Regions from separate parts of the Mus musculus genome. Here region 2 is linked to region 1. The links are chromatin loops, found by intact Hi-C in ENCODE. Cell type or tissue: left cerebral cortex. All regions are shown on one strand. Links, peaks and the distances in the headings refer to the core of each region. The heading gives the core; the rest is flanking DNA.

What was found. Peaks named below come from ENCODE experiments on the same cell type or tissue, not always from the same donor. Only the 100,000 strongest peaks of a DNase experiment are listed, where the experiment ranks them.
Region 2: a loop joins it to region 1, with 5 times the contacts of the local background. A loop is called at or near these places in 11 of 42 quality-filtered maps.

Annotation. Positions count from the first base shown.
Region 1 is chr12:111,419,346-111,429,821 of GRCm38, reverse strand. Exoc3l4 (exocyst complex component 3-like 4) reads right to left here. Exons shown (of 14, transcript NM_001289487.1): 3 at 8,239-8,323; 4 at 7,344-7,759; 5 at 5,775-6,429; 6 at 4,548-4,659; 7 at 4,206-4,328; 8 at 3,823-3,923; 9 at 3,610-3,690; 10 at 1,788-1,902; 11 at 1,245-1,364; 12 at 1,013-1,165; 13 at 286-407. The coding sequence starts at 7,743. Among named protein-coding and RNA genes, the nearest start is that of Exoc3l4, 7.2 kb to the right of the region's middle. In left cerebral cortex, for the core only: CTCF peaks have their summits at 714, 3,572 (motif pointing left) and 4,394; DNase peaks (open chromatin) are centred at 206, 3,566 and 4,376; H3K4me3 peaks cover 792 bases; H3K27ac peaks cover 72 bases.
Region 2 is chr12:111,499,661-111,510,136 of GRCm38, reverse strand. It overlaps Gm40578 (a long non-coding RNA gene), which reads left to right and starts at 7,428. Exons shown (of 3, transcript XR_003950153.1): 1 at 7,428-10,476. In left cerebral cortex, for the core only: CTCF peaks have their summits at 2,933 (motif pointing right) and 5,030; DNase peaks (open chromatin) are centred at 5,049 and 9,157; H3K4me3 peaks cover 904 bases; H3K27ac peaks cover 837 bases.

The sequences.
Region 1 (10,476 bases), core at 1-8,000:
AGAGCTTCCAGAGAGGGTTTGAGCCCGAGAGTGGAGCCACGCCGTCCACAGATGGTGGAGAACACGAGGGAGGGGATGGTCCTCTTGCCTGCGGTCCCTGTGCGCCTTCCTCGCGGGCATGCGCACACGGGTCCGTCGCGGTTCGCTTCCCGACTAAGCCACAGTTCTCTCGGCCCTGACAAGCTCGCTCTTCCCTCCGTTCCACGCCTGCACTCACTTTGCTAAAGGCGCGAGTGCCAGGTTCCAGTGACCCCTGACTCTAGGAGGGAAGGAGGATCTGCTAACCTGATGTCCGGGTAGCTCCGTATAAGTGTTTCCAGGTGCCGCCGGATGTCGTCTTTGTATGTCTCGCCCAGGATCTCAGCCACAGACAGGATGGCTTGGTCCAGCCACTTGGCTTCAGAGCCCTAAGGAAACAGGGAGATATGTGCGTGGTTCATCTCCCCCAAGGAGTCTCTGCCTACAAACCTCTCCTGTAGTGCCCAGAAACACCCTTCCCGTGTGTCTGCCGCGGGTGGCTTGCCCATAAGAAGATTCCACGGAGTCAGGGAATAAGATTCCACAGACCACATCTGCGGTGACTCTGGAGAGTTTTCTTCCTGTCTGCACAGACGGGAAATCCGAGCCCTGACCAGGAAAGTGCTGATTGGAACCTGTCACCAGTAGGAGGCCAGCAGCCCAGATAAGGGGTTTGGGCTCAAAGTGCTCCCGAGAGGGGAAAGATCTCCCACAGACCTTGCCCATCATAACCTTCATTCCTTCTTTGCCTTCACCCACAAATGTATGCAAATACAATGTAAAGTGAAACCCCCTCCTGTGCCCGCCCCTTTAGAGTCTAGCCCCACTGCCATTTTCCCTGTGGAGTCTGAAGAACCGCCTAGTGGAAGCTCTTTTCTCCTGCTTCACCCGCCGTGAGGGCTCTTTACAGGATGAAAACAACAGAATAGGGGGTTCCTGGCTGGGTTTGCTGGCCAGAGACTGAGCCCGATTGACAGTCAGACGCTGCTCCTACCAAGCCCTGGAAGGTGTTGCTAATGGCCTGGGCATCCAGGTTCATCTTATTAGAGCCCTTCAGTCGATCCTGGCCACTGAACCTCTCGTGGGGCCTCAGCACCTGCCCCAGGTATTCGCGGACCACAAAACGGTGCACCTCCTGCAGTGTCTCCTGGGAGAGGGAGATGGTAGTGGTCAGGATCAAAGCCATGGGCTCTGCACACCCATGCCAGCCACCCACTTCCTGGTACCTGTGCCAGTGGTGGGGTCACATGCTCAAGATGATGTGCAAAGTCCACCACTTTGTCCATGAGGGGACGAAGTGTGTCCTGTGTGAGCCAGCTCTTGGTATATAGCACCTTAAATAGAGGCTGGGGACAGAAGGGCATGGGAAGTGAGCTCTGTTCACCGTTTCTAACCCCCTTCCGTGCTGGGCTCCCTGGTGCAGCCCTCTTTTCTAGGCACAGGTTTTATCACTAGGTCCTTCCCATAATGCTTCCTCCAATGGGTATGGAAAAGTCTAAGAGTCTTGTCAGGCCCTGCTTAGGGTGTGTGCTGGGTGCACCTTGAGTGTCTGTCTGGTCAAGGAGCTTTAAGGCCTTATTTCTTGGCCCACCACCCCACTGAACAGAAGGAGCAGCAGTGGGTTGGTGAGTGCTTCCCACCCACCCTTGCTCTGGGAGAACTCACAGAGGGCAAAAGAATGGTGTGACCTAGGCCTGGACTTTAGAGCACAGATGGGTACCGGGGTTGCGGGGGGCAGGGAGGGGGGCGCACAGAAGTGTCCAGTTCACCTGCATGTCTTGCTGTACAATCTGGAGCAAATGTTTCTGGAAGCTATTGGTGGCAGCCACTAGGGGTTTCTCCAGTTCCTTTATGGTTCCTGGGAACCTGGCCAGAAGACTGGTTCTGGGGAGGAGCCAAGACACGGAGTGAGCTGGAAACAGAAAAACAGGCAGAGGAGCAAGACCCCTCCCCCGGGGCACACCCCTGCAGGCTGGGCAAGGCACTGGTCTGCCTCCCGTTCGTTCATTTTTCAGCGGTTCTTATTCTTCCCAACGCAGTTCCTTGTGTTGTGGTGACCCCCCCAACCATAACATCATTTTAGTTGCTTCTTCATAATTGTAATGAAGCACGATGCAAATACCTGATACGCAGGATATCTGATACCTTTGTGGAAGGGGTCGGGACCCACAGGTTGAGAATCCCTGAGTTAGCTTGTAATGTCCCTGGAGTTGTGCAAAGTAACACCCAGGGGCAGAACTGAATAAAAGGACAACATCAAAGCCCTGAGAACCAATCATTAACTCTGGCAGCAGGGTGACAGGGTGGCTGCTTTGGTCCTGTCTGGCAGCTTTGAGTCAGACCTCCATGCCTCTTGGTGATGGGACATGGTAGCACAGCCAGGCCCGGCAGAAACTTTCCAATGAGCTTCATCCCTGCCTCTGAGAATGATACTGTCCCACTGGGCAGGTACCCAGCTGCATGGGTTACTGGTTGCACCAGCATCCACCTGCCCACCTGTCCCAGGCTACCCTAGGCTTGGGAAGTCACACTGGGTGGATTAAGCAGGCACATAGTGTATCACAGTGCTCATAAAGAGTGCTCATATGAGGGGGCAGGTGAGATGGCTCAGTGGGTAAGAGCACTGACTGCTCTTCTAAAGGTCCTGAGTTCAATTCCCAGCAACCACATGGTGGCTCACAACCATCTGCAATGAGATCTGACACCCTCTTCTGGTGCATCTGAAGACAGCTACGGTGTACTTATTTTAATAATAAATAAATCTTTGGGTCGGAGGGAGCAGGGTTGACTGGAGCGAGTGGGGCAGACCGGAGCAAGCGGGGTTGGCCTGAGCAAACAGAGGTCCTAAATTCAATTCCCAACAACCAGATGAAGGCTCACAACCATCCGTGCAGCTACAGTGTGTACTTATATGCATTAAATAAATAAATAAATAAATAAATCTTTTTTTTTTTTTAAGAGTCCATATGAACTCAGTCCCCATGGCCTGTGGAAGCAGGCTCTGGCTTTGTTAGAAGAGTTAAGAGGCACCGAGATGAAGTGACTTGCCCCAGCGCACACAGCTAACAATGGGCAATGCTGGGTCCAACCCCACAAGGTGGCCTAGATGGCTGTATTCCCCAGACTAGCATATCTGTGGGGAAGTGTGCATGTGGTATGGTCTGGAGTACCCGTAGCAGTCTCTGCCAAATAGAGAAGACCTTGTTTTCTGAGGGAAGAGGCGCCCAGGATGGTCCAGGGTGAGACGCGGGGAGGTAGAGGGGTTGGGAGGAGAAGGTAACTCAGGAAAAAGAACAGAATGGGATGGAGGGAATAAACAGAGAACTCAGGGACCAGGACAGCCCCATCTCCTCAGTCTCTGATCAGCCTTGAAGCCCCTCATTTGTTCCAGGGCCCTAGCCCTGCTGAGTACTTTAAGGCCAAGGTGAAGAGGGGACAATCCCAGAAGGCCTTGGGGAACCCACAGGAATTCACACTAAGCCGCTTCCCCAACTCCTGCCCTTAGCCGCCACTGCTTCTGATCTCTTTTCCTGAGCTCGCGCGCCTCCTGCTGGCAGTGTTCGGCAACGTCCTGGAGCTGGGGCGACCTACCTCAGCTCCACGCAGGCGTTAATGTAAGCACCCAGGTACCATTCGCTCACTGCCTTCGACGCCAGAAAAGCCTTTTCAAACCTGGGGGTCAGAAAAAAATCATTTCTCTGACTTCAGGTCTGCGCCCCCGTTAGGTCGTCACCGTGATGAGGGCCTCACACTCAGTCCACCCATTCTCGGGTATCCGTCCTGGACAGAGAATGCCACCCGTACCTGGGCACAAAGAGACAGAGCGCACGCGCGCAGATCTGCAGGGTAGTGGCCTCCAGCTCCGCGGAGATAGCGCCAGCTGCCTTCACATGCTCAGCTACCAGCTGCCAGGGATGCCACATGTTGAGAGCAGTTGAGTCCCGAACCCAGCCCACCCCATCGCTGCAGGTTTTCAGTGGCCCCAATGTGAGAGTCACCTCCCCCCCTTCCACACAGCTACTAGAATTCACCGGCAGACCCGAGAGCTGTGATTTAACCTGGCCATGTGCCCCAAGAGTCTAGATCACTCCACAGGTTCCTCTCTCAGTAAAACTTAGCTCTGAGGGATCTCCGACATGAGCCTGAGTCCTGAACATAGCCCTTCCTTCACCCCCTCCCGGGCGCACCATGTGCACATCGATGGACAGGGGCGCGTGGTAGAGGCCCTGCAGTACTTCCCGGTCCTCGTCGGCTTCCCAGCGATTCTGTTCCAGCTGCAAGATGCTGTCAAAACAGCTTGTGATCTTGGTCTGTAGGGTTAGGAGTGGCCTGTGGTGAGAAGCTTTCCAGGAGGAAGGTAAGGGCGCCCCCTGCCTACCAAACTCCATTTTGCGCCTTCAAGGACTAGCGTCACCGGACTCCAGTCATGGTCCATCGCTTACAGGACCACTGCCAGCACAACCCCTATCCTCCACATCAAACCTCCTGTAGGACCCAACCTCTGGAGCCCGGGGCCTCCCCAGCCTCACCTCTAGGAAGCTAGTGTAGTCACTTTCCAGTCGAGCCCACAGAGCAGGCTCTAGAAGTGGGGGCAGCGGCTCGGTGGGCAGCGCCAAGTCTGGGGCGCCCAGGAAGTCAGGACTGAAAAAGCAAGATTCCGGGATGAGGGAGTTGTTAGGACCCAGGCGGACCTCTGATGCTCCACCAGCTACCTCCTCTCTCTAACCTGGCTTAAAGTCTAAAGTCATGGGGCTGGAGAGATGGCTCAGCAGTTAAGAGCACTGGCTGGTCTTCCAGAGGTCCTGAGTTCAAATCCCAGCAACCACATGGTGGCTCACAACCGCCCGTAATGAAATCTGAGGCCCTCTTCTGGTGTGTCTGAAGTCAGCTACAGTGTACTTAAGATATAATAAATAAATACATTTTTAAAAAAGTCTAAAGTCATTATTAGAGTTCTGAACTTCTTCTGTTGACACATTCCACTCCCCTGCCCTCCAGAGTTCTATGCCATCACTTCCCTTCCCATGAAACCTCCGGAAGGGGCAGACTTCGTGACCCTCAAGCGAACAGCTGGTCCTGCTCAGAAAGCTTAAGGAGCCGTTCAGATGGGCCTCAATGTGACCTCTGCCCTCGTGGACAGCCTACATTCGAAGACTGAGCTGTAAACGACATCCCCCGGCCCCATCACCATCTAACCCAAATCAGGGTGTCCCGGACAGGGGCTGATAGTGGCTTGAGATCACTTGGCAATTTAAAGAGGCCAGGACTCCGGCAGCCTTCTCCCTTACCTATTCCTGCCTGAGGCAAAGCTGGGGCCCATTCATCTGGGGACCTAAAACACCCTAGTTAGTTACACAGCAGGTTGGAAGCCCCCTGCAGGCTGCACTCTGCATGTGAATGCCCACCCAGAGGGGCAGCAAGCTGGGTGGTGGTGTGCCTGGAAAGCCACCTTTTCCCACTTGCAGCCATCTTATGGACTAGCTTTGCTTTATGGGGCTCCTGGCACTGGTGAGAAGTACACAAGAGAGACTTTCTAGCTTTGGGAATCTGCGCATGGGTAGTCCCTTAGGAAAACCTGGGATGGGAGCACACAGCCTAGCACAAAGGATGACCAAGTCCCCAGTCTTCCTCGTGTCCCATCGCCTTTGCCAGTGATGGGGAAGGAAGGTGTCCTATGCTCTTGTACCCGTTTTCCGTGATCTCCTGCTGGTTAATGGTACCCGCTCCTGCCTAAAATACCCTAGCTCAGGCCTCACCTGCCATAGACATTAGCGGCCCAGTCTAACAGCACATAGAGCTGCTCACAGCCGCGGGCGTCTCGCGCCAGCTCCTGTAGACGCTGGGCCACAGCGCTGTGGAAGGCACGCAAGTAGGTCTCCCACACTGGGAAGTCGGTGGCTTCGTAAGCGGGCTGCATCTCTAAGCGCACCTTCTGCAGGTCGTGGCGAACCACACCGCCGAGCTCAGCCAGAAGCTGGGCTAGGTCGGATGAGCCCTCCGCAGCCCCGGGGATGACTTTTGCGCCTGCCTGCTGTACGCGCTCCTGAGCGCTGAGACGCACCGCGTCCTCCCAATGCATACGCCAGTGGCGGGGTGTACTCAAGAAATCACCCTCGGCCTGGGAGGTCTGATGGGCCTCCTCTTCCAAGTGTACCACTTGGGCCAGTTCCGCTAGAGCGTCTCGATCCACGCCTTCGGAACTCAGCGCCTCGCGCACAATGGCTCCGATCTCCGCAGCCATTCCGTCGTAATGTAGACAAAGGTCCATAGCGCGCCGAGCATAGGCGGTGGGGTCCTGTGTAAAGGTGCGGGAAGTTTTGTCGGCTACCAGCTGCGTCTCCAGGTACCGCAATTGTTCAAAGGCCTTCACTAGCTGCCGCTCAGTGATGAGGTCTGCCACGGATTTACTTTCTGCAACCGCAAGTGAGAAAGGGCGTAATGAGAGGAACCCATCTATGGTCCTGGTACTAATCCAGATATTTAGGTTGCTCTGCGAGCTTTGGGCTGAGCCACCTGGCCACTGCCCAGCTGTCCTGTGCACAACTGAATTGCTCTACCTGCCAGAAGTCCCTGCTAATAGTCACATTAGAAGGAACAGTGACAGGGCCCCAAACAAATGGCTGAAAACAGCAATTTGGGTTAGTTCCTGACTGCACAGCTGGCTATATTGTAACCAGTACCTTCTACCTTGCACCCCCGACCCCTAATCCTCTCTTCCATCTCTGCTGAGCTGGTCCTGGTGACATCATACGTGGCTGTAATTACAGGTCTAATAGGGTCAGAGCTCGGGCAGGGTGTGTCCTGCCCTTAAGTCCAGAGCTAGTCTCTCTGCCGTGCCTTTCTCTTCCCACCCTGTGTTCAAGGAGTTCTCTACTTTGCCTGGATCCCTTCTTCAGAGTCCAAGTTCCATTTGTCCTCCCCCGAACTGACCCTTAGCTGCTGCTCCAAGTAACCATGGCTTCCATGAACCTCTGTGACCCTGTGGTCAGAGCCCAATGCCTAGGATGGGTTTGTTCAAGGGGCCAGGCTGTGAAAGTCCCATGCATGGCCTATAGCTCTACAGTCATGCAGATCTGGGTTCAAATCCCACCTCTTACTGGTTGCTGTTAAACACTAAGCAAGTCACTTAGCTGAGCCCGATGTTTCTCATTTGCCCAAAGGCTGTGTTGAGAGGAAAGGGCTTCCCTTGCTAGATACTAAAAGAATGTGTGCAGAAGGCAGAGTTTGGGTGAATTAGGCCTCGAGGAGAGTCTGCTGGGATACCCAGCTCAGCTCCTGCCCCCTCTACCCTCTGTTTTCTCTCATGGTGTTGTGTGAGACCTTACCTGCCTGGGGTTCCAGATCCTCAGCCTCTGTCCCAGTGGCTGCCTGCCTGCTGACGCCATCTGTGACTTTGGAGGGCTTCTCTGGTACCGCAGGGCCTTGGGGATGCCCAGCAGTTAAGCCTTCATCTATGGCCCGTCTCAAGGACCTGAACAGGAAACGGGAGCTGCGCCTGAACAGGCCTGGGTCCTCCTTGGGCTTGTGGGTTGAAGTTCTCAGGCTGGTCCGGAAGAGGGTCTGCTTCAGCATGCCCAGGCTGGGTCTCAAGCTGCCCCCGTGGTGCACGCTCTGCTCTTTCATACTGTTGGACTTCCAGGTGGTCACAGGGAGGGTCTGTGACTTCCTAGGCTCCCTGGGGCTTTTTACCTCTGGCCCAGGGGCCCCTGTCTGAGGCAAAGGCATCTTGGCAGCAGGAGAGCTGAGGGTGAGAAAGTGGCTCAAGGGGCCTGGAGGGCACCAAGCCCAGCCCAGGAAGCAGATACCCAACCCTGGCTAAACTCCAGGACTCAGGGGACCCTGGAACATGCTGCAGGGAGGCTTGGTCACTTCTAGGGGGAAAGAAATGTCTGCTAGTGCTGGGTTGGCCAGAGCCTTTTGCATGCCCAGTGCAATGGGTGTGAGGGTGCAGACAACGTTTGCCAGCAGAATGCCTTCCTGGTGCCATTCCCAGAGGCTCTCTCCCAGGTGTCCACCTTCACAGAGCCTGAGGAATTCCCAGTTGGACTCAAAGGAGTATTGAGCTTGCTTATTCTGGGAACCAGCCCAACCCACAACCCACAAGGGCAGAGCCCAGGACCCACATCCCAAATTTCTAGGATTTTAGATTCTAAGGCCTAAACCTTTCCCCATCCCTCCTTCCCACAGCCCCCCTTCACCCCTCCAGAGACGTGGACTCACCCCTTCAGCTCGAAAGGCAGGATCTTGGCTGCTCAAACCGGAAGCTTCTTAAGAGGCTTTCCCTTCTGGGGCCGGAGCCTGGGATCTGGAGGAGGGTACAGTGGTGCCCTAGAGCCCTAGCCTCAGGCACCCAGCCACTTATCTTCACCACACAGCCTGAAGGGAAGGTGGTGGGAGGGGCTTCAGGTCTATATTTAACCTGGAGCTGAGGAATCCCAATGTATTTCCTACCTACTGCATTCCCCCCTCTTGCCAAACCCCAACCTTCACCACACGGGGTGTGTGGTGGTGGGGGTCTCATGGGTCACACCCCCTGCTCAGGCCCCTGCCAGGCACCACCACCACATTCCCTTTCGCTAGCAAAGCCTGGTTGTTTGCTTTTCTGACTGTATATTTAGCTAGGGGTGAAAGAGAAGAGACAGCCTTCCCGGCCACTGGAACCTCCTGCCCACCACATTGTGCAAGCCAGACAAAAGTGGGGGATGGTGATTGGGCCAGCAAGCTCTCCCTATGCTCTTTGAGAAACTGAGCTAAAAGAAGGGTTGGATGGAGCTGAAAAGATGGTTCAGTGGTTAGGAGCACTACTTGCTCTTGCAGAGGACCCATGTTCAATTTCCAGCACCCACACAGTGGCTCACAGCCATTTGTAACTCCAGTTCCAGGGCAACCAATAGGCTCTTCCTACCTTCGAGGGCACTGGGCACACACATGGTACACAGACATACATCCAAGCAACACACACACACACACACACACACACACACACACGCACGCACATGCACACGTACACGCACACCATAAAGAAGCAAATAAATAAATCTTTTTAAAAAAGAAAGAAGAGGAGGGGGAGGAAGAGGAGGAAGAGGAGGAGGAAGAAAGGCTTGACCCAATAGAGGCATAGCTCCCAGCCTTCTTTAGGGCTTCTTACCATACCAGGACAAATCTAAGTCGGCCAGACCCCTGGGTGAGTCAGAAAGCAACTGCCCTTCCCTGGACTTAAGGCATGCTGGACAGAGGCTGCCCCCTAGGGTTTCGCCCTCCAGCAAGGAATCTGCTAGAGTCAGCTGAGACCTGGATTTCTGGAGCTCCAGAGGCCACCAGCAGCTTCACGGAAGCCCAGTAGAGGGAGGGAAGCTCAGATGATTGGTTGGGGCCTTATCAGCCCCACCCTGACCACAGGTCATCATCTGGCCTGCCACCCAGGTTCAGGGACCCTGCCCCACACAGAGCTGACATTAAATGGCAGTCTCTGGCCAGCTCCTTCATCTAAGGTGACCTTCCGTGCCTAGTGTGAGAGATGGCACCTGCCCCTGCTGCATTCTCTGGACTCCCTGACCACAGGGGTGTTGGGAAAGGATAAGACGGGTCCCTGCCTTGGTTGGTAAGAGTTCATCTTGATTTACAAAGCACTGACTATGTGTCCCTCCCAGTGCTGATGCAGATGTGGTCCCCACAATTCCCCCTGAGGCGTGTTATCTGTTCCATTTGAGGAACCCACTGCTCAGAAAGGGGAAGGATCCAGCCTCCAGCCACTCAGCCTGGCCCACCATGTCTCTTCAGAAGCTATGAACAACGGGTGGCCGGTGTGTGCTCCTGACTAGAGGATCAGATGTCACCCCCAAAAAAGTTCTTTCTCTGTGAGGACCACAAGAGAGTCAGACTTGGCAGTCCTTGCAGGGGAGCCTGGGGGCAGATTCTGGATAGGGAGGGACACCTGGACACGTGAAATCTCAAGGCTACACAGGAGTCTCTGGGCTCATGGTACTCACCCACCTTCATATCAAGCCAGGCCTGTCCTAAAGAGCCATCGCGGCCACCAAACAGCCCCTCTGGCTGCAGCCACATCTCTTTTGGCTCTGCAGCTCTCAGCAGCTACCCAAACCATTCTTGACCCCCCCTTATGTGACTCCCCCAGTACCCTCAAGCCACCCCAAGCCCTATAGCTTGGCATTCAAATTCTTCTCTTTCTAGATCAACAATTCTTTGCTTCACTCCTGGGCATGCATGTTAGCGCATGGGACCTCCTCCATCCTGCTGAGTGTGCCAGTTTTGGTCCCCCCTCGAGCTGTGTCCCCTCCTGATCCCCTCTCTCTTTGGTCTCCACATTGGACCTGTTTTTTAGGACACAGTGACTTCCTGTCATCCAAGGAACCCTCAGCTCTGTGTCATCTGCTCCGTGGCTCCTCAGGGCTGACTCTACTGTGTCAGAGTCTCCTCCAGGCTTGAGAGTCTGTCTGC
Region 2 (10,476 bases), core at 1,227-9,226, 79 kb before region 1:
ATACACACATATATACACACATATATACACATACACACACATATATACACACATACACACACATATATACACATACATATATATATACACACACACATACATATATATATATACAAATATGTATACACACACATACATTATGTATATATTTTTCAAGACAAGGGGTTTTGTGTGTTTTGTGTGTGTGTGTGTGTGAGTGTGTATGTGTAGCTCTAGCTGTCCTGGAACTCACTTTGTTGACCAGGCTGGCATCAAACTCCCAGGGATCTGTAAGCTTCTGCCTCCTGAGTGCTTGGGATTAAAGGAATGTACTACGTGCCACCACCACCTGGAGATACACACACACACACACACACACACACACACACATATGTGTATATATATATTTCAATTTTTTAAACAAAGAAAACACAGAAGTAAAATGAAGGGAAGTGACCAGGGTCACTGATGTCTTACTAAGGATGTGAACATTTCAGGGGCTGGAGAGCTGGCTCAGAAGTTAAAAAGTCCTGGCTGTTCCTCCAGAGGCTCTGGGTCCAATTCCCAGTACCCACATCAGGCAGATCACGAGAAATCTGATATTTTCTTCTTCCTTCACTGACATGCACATATCCACACACATCTGCATGTAATTAAAATAAAGTCTTTTTAAAAATTACATTAAAATTAACGGTAAAAGAACCTCTCAAGCCTAGCGTCGTGATTCGCGTCTGTGGAGTCGACAGCAGGGACCTTTGGGCGACACCGTCTGCTCATCACTTGTCTTGTGTGAACCTGTGGTGCTCCATCCTCTGAGTGCTGATCCCAGGCCTCAACACACTTCTCTCTAGCTCCAGCCTTGTATTAGCACTGCCAAGATGGGACATCTGGGAGAAGCCTTTGGAGTCCTTGGGCTGTACTTCTGTTGGAGGCACTATTTTTCCTGCTTCATTTAATCAAAACATTTTTTTTTCCTTTTGAGGTTGTTTGTGCTATGATGTATTAATGATCACATATTAATTATTCTTAATCATGGGTTTACTATGAGATGTTAGCAGACATAGGTGATGCTTGTAATCACATTCACACACTGCATTACCCTTTATTATCCTTGCTCACTCCCACCAAGCCCCTGCTTGACACAAGCCAAGTCATCTGGGAAGAGAGAGCTTCACCTGAGCATGCCGCCATCAGATTGACTGTAGAGCCAAGTCTACAGGGCATCCTCTTGGTTAGTGGTGCGTGGGAGGGTCCCGTCCATTGTGAGCAGTGCCGCCCTGGGCAGGTGGTCCTGGGCTGTATAAAAAGCAAGCTGAGCGAGCTGAAAGAAGCAAGCAGTGAGCAGTATTTCTCCATGGCTCTGCTTTGGTTCCCGTCTCCGGGTTCCTGCCTCAGATTCCTGCTCTGACTCCCCTGTGATGAACAGTAAGATGTCAGGTGGGACAAACCCTTCCCCTCAAGTTGCTTTTGGTCGATGATATGGTATGTATATGCTTGGCCCAGGGAGTGGCACTATTAGGAGGTGTGGCCTTGTTAGAGTAGGTGTGTCACTGTGGGTGTGGGCTTTAAGACTCACTTTAGCTGCCTGGAAGTCAGTATTGTGCTAGCAGCTTTCAGATGAAGATGTAGAACTCTCAGCTCCTCCTGCACCATGCCTGCCTGGATGTTGCCATGTTCCCACCTTGATGATAATGGACTGAACCTCTGAACCTGTAAGCCAGCCCCAATTAAATGTTGTCCTTATGAGACTTGCCTTGGTCACAGTGTCTGTTCACAGCAGCAAAACCCTAACTAAGGCAAACGCTTATCCCAGAAGGCAAACTAGAACAGAACTGGTACAAACCTGACACAAACTCACACACACATATTAATTGGGATATTGCTGTGTTGTTCTGGGAGAGGCTTGTGGAAGGATTTCAGAGCTTAGGGCTGGAAAAGCCCTTGAGCACCCGAGCTCAGATGACAGCTCTGTGGAAGCCTGGAGATGATCTGTGGAGATCAGCACAGATGGAGGCCGGGCTTGTGGCGCTTCAGAGGGAAGCCTGAGCGTCCCGTAATGACTTTTATCAAGGTCGCTCCTATGATACTTTTGATTTAAGGATCTGTGGTTTCTAAGTCAGCTTGGGCAGAGCAATCGGCTGTGATTAACCTGAGACCAGCAGCACCGAAATGAAACCTTCGCCTCTTGTAGACCTGAAGCCCCATCCCTGGAACAGGGAGGTAAATGATCACGTTAGTTGGGTCTCATGTTTTTGTGACTTGAGGGATAGGAGAGAATTTGGACGTACGATCTATCCCGGCATCTCGAGAGATGGCTCAGAAGCTAAGAGTATGACCAAGCCAGCCCAGTCAGTCAACCGGGTCTCAAGCAAGGGAGTGAGGATTGAAAAAGAAAGACAGACAAAACTATAACCTGACTCCAGCCCGTGCTGACGATGAAGCAGCTTTAATCCTCTCCAGCCTGCTTCTATATCATTCTAGGTGCACCCAAAACTCATGGTCGGTTCTTAGATCACAGACAAAGTAATCAAGCGAAGTAGTGAACAAGGAGGTCACACAAGATGGTAACAAAGCACCACCGTAAACAAAGCCCGTGGACGCCATTTCTAATATTCTTGCCATAGCCTACTTCCTTGTCCGGCTCAGTGCCAAATTCCTAGAAGAGGCACCAAAAGCTCTCAACAGAGTGTCTACCGTTCTTGCCGAGGATCTGAGTTGGTCCTCACCACTCACCCATCTGGTACCCCACCATCCCACCACTGCATCTCCACCTCTAGGGAGAGCTGATACATCCGGCCTGTATGGACATTTACACTCAGGTGTACATATTCCACCCCAACACACACGTGAAATCATATAAATAAACATTTAAAATGGATTCTTCTGTAACTTTTATATGTGTGTGTTTTTCCTGTATGTGTGTTTGTCTACCATATGCTCGCAGTGGCCACAGAGGCCAGAAGAGGGCGTCAGATCCCCTAGGACTGGAGCTATAAGAGGTTGCGAGCTACTATGTAGATGCTGGGTATTAAACCTATAGAAGAGAATCCAGTGCTCTTAATCATCAAGCCAACTCCCCAGCCACAACAATAGATATTTTTGTTTGCTTTTTCAAGATAGTTTCTCTTTGTAGCCCTGGTTGTCCTGGAACTTGATCTGTAGACTGGCTGGCCTCAAACTCAATGATCTGCCTACCTCCACCTCCCACCTGGCTAAAATAAAATAAAAAAAAAAAAGACCTGTCTTACACACTAGAGAGTATTTTGTCAGCTGTTCAATTGTATTTAAAGTAATTACATATACAAAAAGATTTAAGGGTTTTTATTTAGAACAGCTGGCAAATGAGACTGAACTTATAAAATCAACTGAACTTGTTTTTAAAATTTATTTATTTTACATATATGAGTGCCCTGTCTGAATGTACATCTGTATACCAGAAATGGGCATCAGATCATATTACAGATGGTTGTGAGCCACCATGTGGTTGCTGGGAATTGAACTCAGGACCTCTGGAAGAACACACAGTGCTCTTAACCTCTAAGCCATCTCTCCAGCCCCTCAACTGAACTTATAAACAGAATAACAAATGTATTTTTTGAGACAGGGGCTTAAGACATGAAATCCTCCTGCCTCAGCTTCTAAGAGCTTGTGCTACAGGTTTGTATTACCTCATCAGCATAAATTATTTGTTTGTATGTGTGTGGCAGAGTTATATATATGTATATCAATGTTTCTCAACCTGTGGGTCAACACCCCCCTTGGGATCACATATCAGATATTTGTATAACAGTAATCACATCGAATTCATAACAGTAGCAAAATTAGTTATGAAGTAGCAATAAACTAATTTATGGTTGGGGTCACCACAACTCATGTGGTAACTGTATTAAAGGGTCACAGCTCAGGAAGGTTGAGAACCCACACTCTCATGGAGTCCCGAAGAGAGATGGTGTCCTCCAGCCCCCAAGAGAGATGGTGTCCTCCAGCCCCCATCACTTACCCTTTGTGGCAGAGTCTCTTTCTGAACGTGGGGTTTGAGTTTTCTTGGGTAGGCTGGAAGTCGGTAAACCCCACCAATCCTCCTCCCTTCTTCCATCTCGCAGACAGGGTTGCTGGCATGCATGGGACACCTAGCTTATCATATGGGTGCTGGAGTATGAACTCTGGTCTTCACGATCGCTCAGCAAGAGCTCTCAAACACTGACCTACCTCTCTGGGACCCTTCATAATTTGTATTTTTGAGACAGGGTCTCCACACATATCCCTGGCTGTCCTGGAACTCACTATGTAGACTAGGGTGGCCTCAAGCTCAGAGATTCCACCTGCCTCTGCCTCCTGAGTGCTGGGATTAAAGATGTGAGCAACCCCCATCACCCCCTACCACCTAGCAGTTATTTTAAAATGAGTACCATTATAGTTGTTGGATGGAACACACACTTAAAAACCTTCAGAAGAGGGCTAGAGAGATGGCTCAGTGGTTAAGAGCGCCGACTGCTCTTCCGAAGGTCCAGAGTTCAAATCTCAGCTACCACATGGTGGCTCACAACCATCTATAATGAAATCTGATGCCCTCTTCTGGAGTGTTTGAAGACAGCTACAGTGTACTTACATATAATAAAACAAAACAAAACAATCCTTCAGAAGGTCCATAAGGGTGGAGGTCTCATTCAAACTTGTGGGTGTGTATTGAATCGCAGTTGATAAATGTGTGCCTTGCTAAAGGTTAGAGTGAATGGTGAGAAGCCAACACACTAGTTGTCTGTGTGGGTTCTTGTGAGACTATGATGGCATCATTTTCTGAACCTTCACAGTGCCAGAAAGTGCTAAGAACTGTCATTTCTGTCTTTGTTCTTCCCCAGAGGGTTCTTCTGGAAAGAATTCCGAGTCTTTTGATGTCCACTGTCCTGTTTCCTTAAAAATGTTCCCTGCGGCTGTCCCTTCCCTCCAAGCCTAAGACACAGCCCAGCTTTCTGAGTTTCCCTGGACCAAGTCCCGGCCAGGTTGACAGTGAGCCAAACCCCACAGATGCTTCAACCCATCACCGCTAGGTGGCGAACCTGGCTGTGATCTCTGAGTGCTGGTGGTTTCTAGCTATTGCCAGCTGTTGGCTGCTCTGCTGGGAGATGGCGCTTCCCTGGGATTATCTTCCAGGAGTCGAGATCCAATTCTGTGGGTAGGTGTAAGAAGTCGTTCTGGGCTGGAGTGTGGGACCAGGGAACGAATTCCACGACAGTCGTCCTTCTGGCGAAATTGTTGCTGCATTCCGGAGACTTGCTTACCGCTAACTGGGGGGTTTCGTCATCCGGCTTGACTCCAGGACCCACATGCTTTGGTTTATGTATTTGCTTGACAGAATGGGCTTCAGGAGCTTTGGTTGATCGTGACTCCCCGCAGTGACTGTGGGAGGCTTAGGTATCCTTTGAGGAAGGAGCTGAACATCGCTCCCCTCCCTACCCCCACCACAACTAGAGCGTGCGCTTGTGAACCGATTTGTGATGATCTGTGAACAGTGGCCCAAACAAAGAGCGACTACAGGGAGAGCACCGCTGTACTTTCCTTTTTTAGATATTTAAATTTCATTTTATGTGAGTGTTTGCATGAGTGTCTGTGTACTACGTCCATGCTTGGTGCCACAGAGTTCAGAAGAAGGTATCTGATTCCCTCTGGATGCCAAGAACCAAAACCTGGGTCCTCCGCAGGAGCAACACGTGCTCTTAACCATTGAGTCATCTCTCCAGCTCCCAATGCCGTTATTGCTAAGTACACCAGAGTATTAGACCTTGCTATGACCGTCCCAGGTGATCAGGTTGGGAGTCTCAGATCTGCCTCATCTCTAGCACAGAGATGTCTGCACTGAACCTTGTTGGGACGCGCGTGGTCATAGCAGTTGTCATGTGAGTTCTGGGTGGTTGTGGGGAGACAGGGAAGGAGTAACCCCAGCAAAGCTGAAGTCCGGGCAGCTCTTTTCTCCCCATCAGGTAGTTTCTGGATAAGCCATCTTCTGCAGGGCTGCTTCTGTTGCCTGCTTCTGAGAGCGCTGACAGGTCTGCGCACATACCCCCTTCACTGTCTCAGTGGTGTGTATGTGTGTGTGTGTGTGTGTGTGTGTGTGTGTGTGTGTGTGTGTGATGACAGCGGAGGCTTCCCTTCAGTCCACACATGGGGAAGCAGGGATGCCCTGTAGACAAAGGATGGTTAGCAGGACTTGACAAAGCAGCTGACTTTGTGGAAGTCAGGCAAAGCTCTGGATGGTCCCCGGGGAGAGTGGACCCTGTGGGAGGGACCCTGAGTGTGGAGGACCTTAAGGCCAAGCCGACCTCAATGTGCTTCAGCTTGCTGTATAGCTGAGAACGACCTTGAACTCCTGACCTTCCTGCCTCTACCTCCTTAGTACTGGGATTGTGATGTGCCACCACCACACCTGGCTTTGTTTCCCCTTTCATTTCGTTTCCTTCCCTTCCCTTCCCTTTTTAGAAAGTGAACTCAGGAAGTACAAAGAAATCGAAATGACTTAGTCTTTCCCTGTCAGCAGCATATTGGCACCTAAGGGAAATCAATTCAATAGGGCAGAAAAGTCTAGAACAAAAAGTTCAGCCTTCCTTCTTGTCTTTACCCCAGAGCTAAGTTCTGTTCACGTACGAGTCTTTCCAGAAGGGTTCGTTGAAGACCACAGTGTGCACAAAGCTCATGGCTGTAACTTGCTTAGGGATTGGTCCGCCCACAGCCATCGGCAGTTCGGACTCAGCTCTCAGTGGCTGTTTCATCTGTGCTGGGGACACACTCCGTTGTGTGCAGAGGCCGTGTGTGAGCTGCCTTGAAGGCTGTAAACAATTCACTAGAGTCATTTCCTCCTGAAGTATTTTGGGCTTTGCCTTGCGTGAGCCTGGCTGGCAGAACTGGATCACTGGGCTTTGAAGCTTCAGGCCCCATGCTTCCTGCTTCCTGTTCTGTTGTGCTGTACAGAGCATCCTCCAAGCGTCAAGTGTCCTCCATGGGTCTTGCCTCAGCACGTGCGTTTGTCTCAGCTGACATCACTCTGCCAATCAGCCCAAGTCTGAGGAAGGGACAAGAAACTGCAGTACACCACCAGAAGTTTTTTTGGTGCATTCTCTCTATGGAGTCCTAACAAATGCAGCTCAACTATGCAATGTAAGGCAGACCAATACATGTGTGTTGTTAGCAAAGAATCCTTCATCGCGTGTCCTTTCATGTGCTTGCTTTAGCAGAACATCCTTTCTCCTGTGTCTGCTTCAGCTAAATGCTCCCTCATGAGTCTGTCTTAGCCTTTCACCTGTGTCCACTTCAGGAAAACACTCCTTCACGTGTTTGCCCCAGCAAAACACCATCTGACACAACTGACTTTCCAAAGAACCCTTAAGTTTCCACTTGTGTGTGTGTGTGTACCATATGCATGCCTGATGATTCCTAAGGAACTCAGAAGAGGGCATCAAATCCCTTGGAACTGCAGTTATTGATGGTTGTGAGCCACCATGTGGGTGCTGGGAACAGAACCAGGTTCTCTGAAACAGTAACAAATGCTTTTATCCCCGGAATTGCTTTTCAGCCCCACTGATCCACTGCTCAGAACATCGACTTGGAAGTTGAAAAATCTGTAGAGCCCCTGTCAGTCTCTACCTCCCGCTGCTGCTCTTCCCGTGTTCATGTGTGTGTTCACAGAGACAGAAGTCATTACACAATGTACACAGTTCCCGGGGCTTGAGCACAGCGTCAAAGTTGGCTATTGTTTGTCAGTAGAGTTAAGATAGAAAGGGGGCTGGGTGGTGGTGGTGCATACCTTTAATCTCAGCCCTGAGTTCTAGGCCAGCCTGGTCTTCAGAGCAAGTTCCAGGATAGGCAAGGCTGTACAGAGAAACCCTGTCTTGGGGGTCGGGGAGCAGAATAAAAGAAAGGGAGCCAGTGCCTAAACTTGTGGGGGGGTCAGTCTGGCATGCCAGGTTCTACTCCCTTTGCAGTCTGTGGCTTTATGGGGTCTCTAGGGTCCCCTTGGTGGCTCATGGTAGGGATGTTTGAATACCATAGTCACATGGGCATGAGGAGAGAAGGGCCTACCTGCAGGAGCATTGTGAGGCATGTACTCTGCACCGAGACTTACCTGGGACTTTTTTAAAGGCAGGTTCCTACTTTGTAGCCCTGGGTAGCCTAGAACTCACTATGTAGACCAGGGTGGCCTCACAGAGCTTTGTCTGCCTCTGACTCCTGAGTGCTAGGATTAGAGACATGGGCTATCATACCTGGTTACCTGTGCCTTTTTTTTTTTTTTTAATACCTGGGGCAGGAGAGACGACTTAGAGGTTAAGTGGGAGATACTGGTCTTCCAGAGGACCTGAGTTTAGTTCTCTGCACATACTTCTGTGCCACCCTGCATCTGCTTTCCCCTCAGGGTAGCTAGGCTCGTTCTGGAACCAGCTGGACTAGAGGGAGGGACGCTTAGCTGGGTGCAGGTGAGTGCAGTGCAGGATCTAGCTTGGGTAATGAACAGCTGGGAACAGCTTCAGAGAAATGGTTCCATTTACTGAGGGGTACTTATGCCCCTGGAGAGGTGGCCAGAGTCTCTGGGGCAAGGTTTATATGGCTGTGTGTGTACCAGGGCAGGGGTCAGGGCTGTTGGAAGATGCTTTATCTACATACTCAGGGGCTTTTAATGTGTGTGTGTGTGTGTGTGTGTGTGTGTGTGTGTGTGTGTGTGTGTGTGTGTGTGTGTGTGTAGGGACCCTATAAGGTCAAACAAGGAGTGAAGCTTGGTTACTGTCAGGGTAATAAATTCTTACTAGGGTTAGCGGGGCTGGTTTTATGGAACAGATTGGGAAGCAGGAGGGAGCCAACTCCTTCTGTCCTCAAGTTTGAGGTGTCTGGGTTTGAAGCTCCTCTGTAACCCTGGGCCATGAAGGTCCCACAGCTCCTCTCTCTTGCTTTATAAGAGGGCAGTATCATCAAAGTCAGCATCCATGTGGGGGATGGTTTGATACTGGACCAGAACCTGATTGGCAGTGGTTCGTGCACTGCTACTTATCTGTTGTTTTGGAAACTGGATGGGGCAAAGTACCAGGAGGAGAAGGGGAGGAGCCAAGCCATCAGGGTGGGTACCATGGGGTAGGGTGCTGGGTGCATAGCATGTCCTGAGGTCTCCCTGGAGATCTTTGAGCCTTTGTCAGTTTTGTTCCACCAGCCCCATTCATTGACAAAGGAGCCACATTCTTCCCCCAACACAATGCAAGCCACGCCCCTCCCTGCTCAGCAGCCAATAAGTCTAGAGTTCTGTAGAACAACCCTTGCTGGGGGGGGGAGGGGGGAGATCTGTCGATGGAGGGACTAGAGACTGTCCAAGGAGGAAGGTACAGCTGGGTAAAACTTATCCTGGAAATCGCCAGCCAGATGGTGTGTCTGGACGAGGGCTGCTCCAGCGGGGCTCATGACGCCCAGTTGAGATGGTGGACAGAGGGATGAAGACGTCCCTGGTCCCCTCCCAGCTGTAAAGTGCGTTCTTTGGGCTCATAGAGATAAACCTGGGGAACAATCGTTGCAGGGGTGCAGAAACTTTGAAAAGCGGGGTTTAATGCAGGAACTGGTTATGTTATTGCACCGGAGAAGAGCAAGGGGGAAGGGTAACACATACTGGCTTGGTGACCGTGATGTTACTGCAGTGTGTAGGATGGGACCTTGAAGAGGGCCTATGAGGCAAAGGGGGAGGATAGATTAAAAGAAGGAATGTTTTGTAAGTTTTGTGTGGGTAAGGCCCACAGGGTTCATGAATCGAGTCGTTAATGGGATCAGCTGCCAACAGTGGATGGGAGGGGGAAGTGCAAAAGAAAAGGCGTAGAGAGATGACCAAGCCAGCTCAGTCAGTCAACAGGTTCTCCAGCGCAGGAGCAAGGATCAAAAAGAAAAAAGACAACTAGACAACTTTCTAGCATGACCCCAGCTGGTTCTGAGGCTGAGTCAGGTTAATTTTTTTTTTCCAGTCTGCTTTTATACCACTTTAATTACATGCAAATAATAAGGTGAGTTCTAGGTTGAGGAAGAAACAAGACAATAAACACAAATAGTCAAGGAACAAGCAAGGCAATAAACAAAGCCCCATGATCACTTTATCTAAGGGCTGATCAGGATGACCAGGATATCTGAGCCTACGTCTTTTTTCTAGCTCAAAATGGTGGTAAGTGTTTTGTTTGTTTGTCTTTTTTTCTAGCTCCAAATCAGATTCCTGCCAGAGCTTACTTCCCTGTCCTGGGCCAATGTCAGATTTCTGCCAAGCGGGCCCCAAAAGCTGTCCACAAAGAGAGTTAGGGGGAGGGCTAGGGGGAGGGCTAGGGGGAGGAGGCCCGCTGTTTAATGGATACATTGTAGCCAGGAGAGGGTGGCTTGAATCTCCTTTGGAGTTTGATTCTGTTAAAGAATGGTAACTGGGTAAAGGCCAATTTGGAGGCAGGGAGGAGTTGTCGGGAGATGTGCAGGTCCCCTACTGGGTATTTGGCGTAA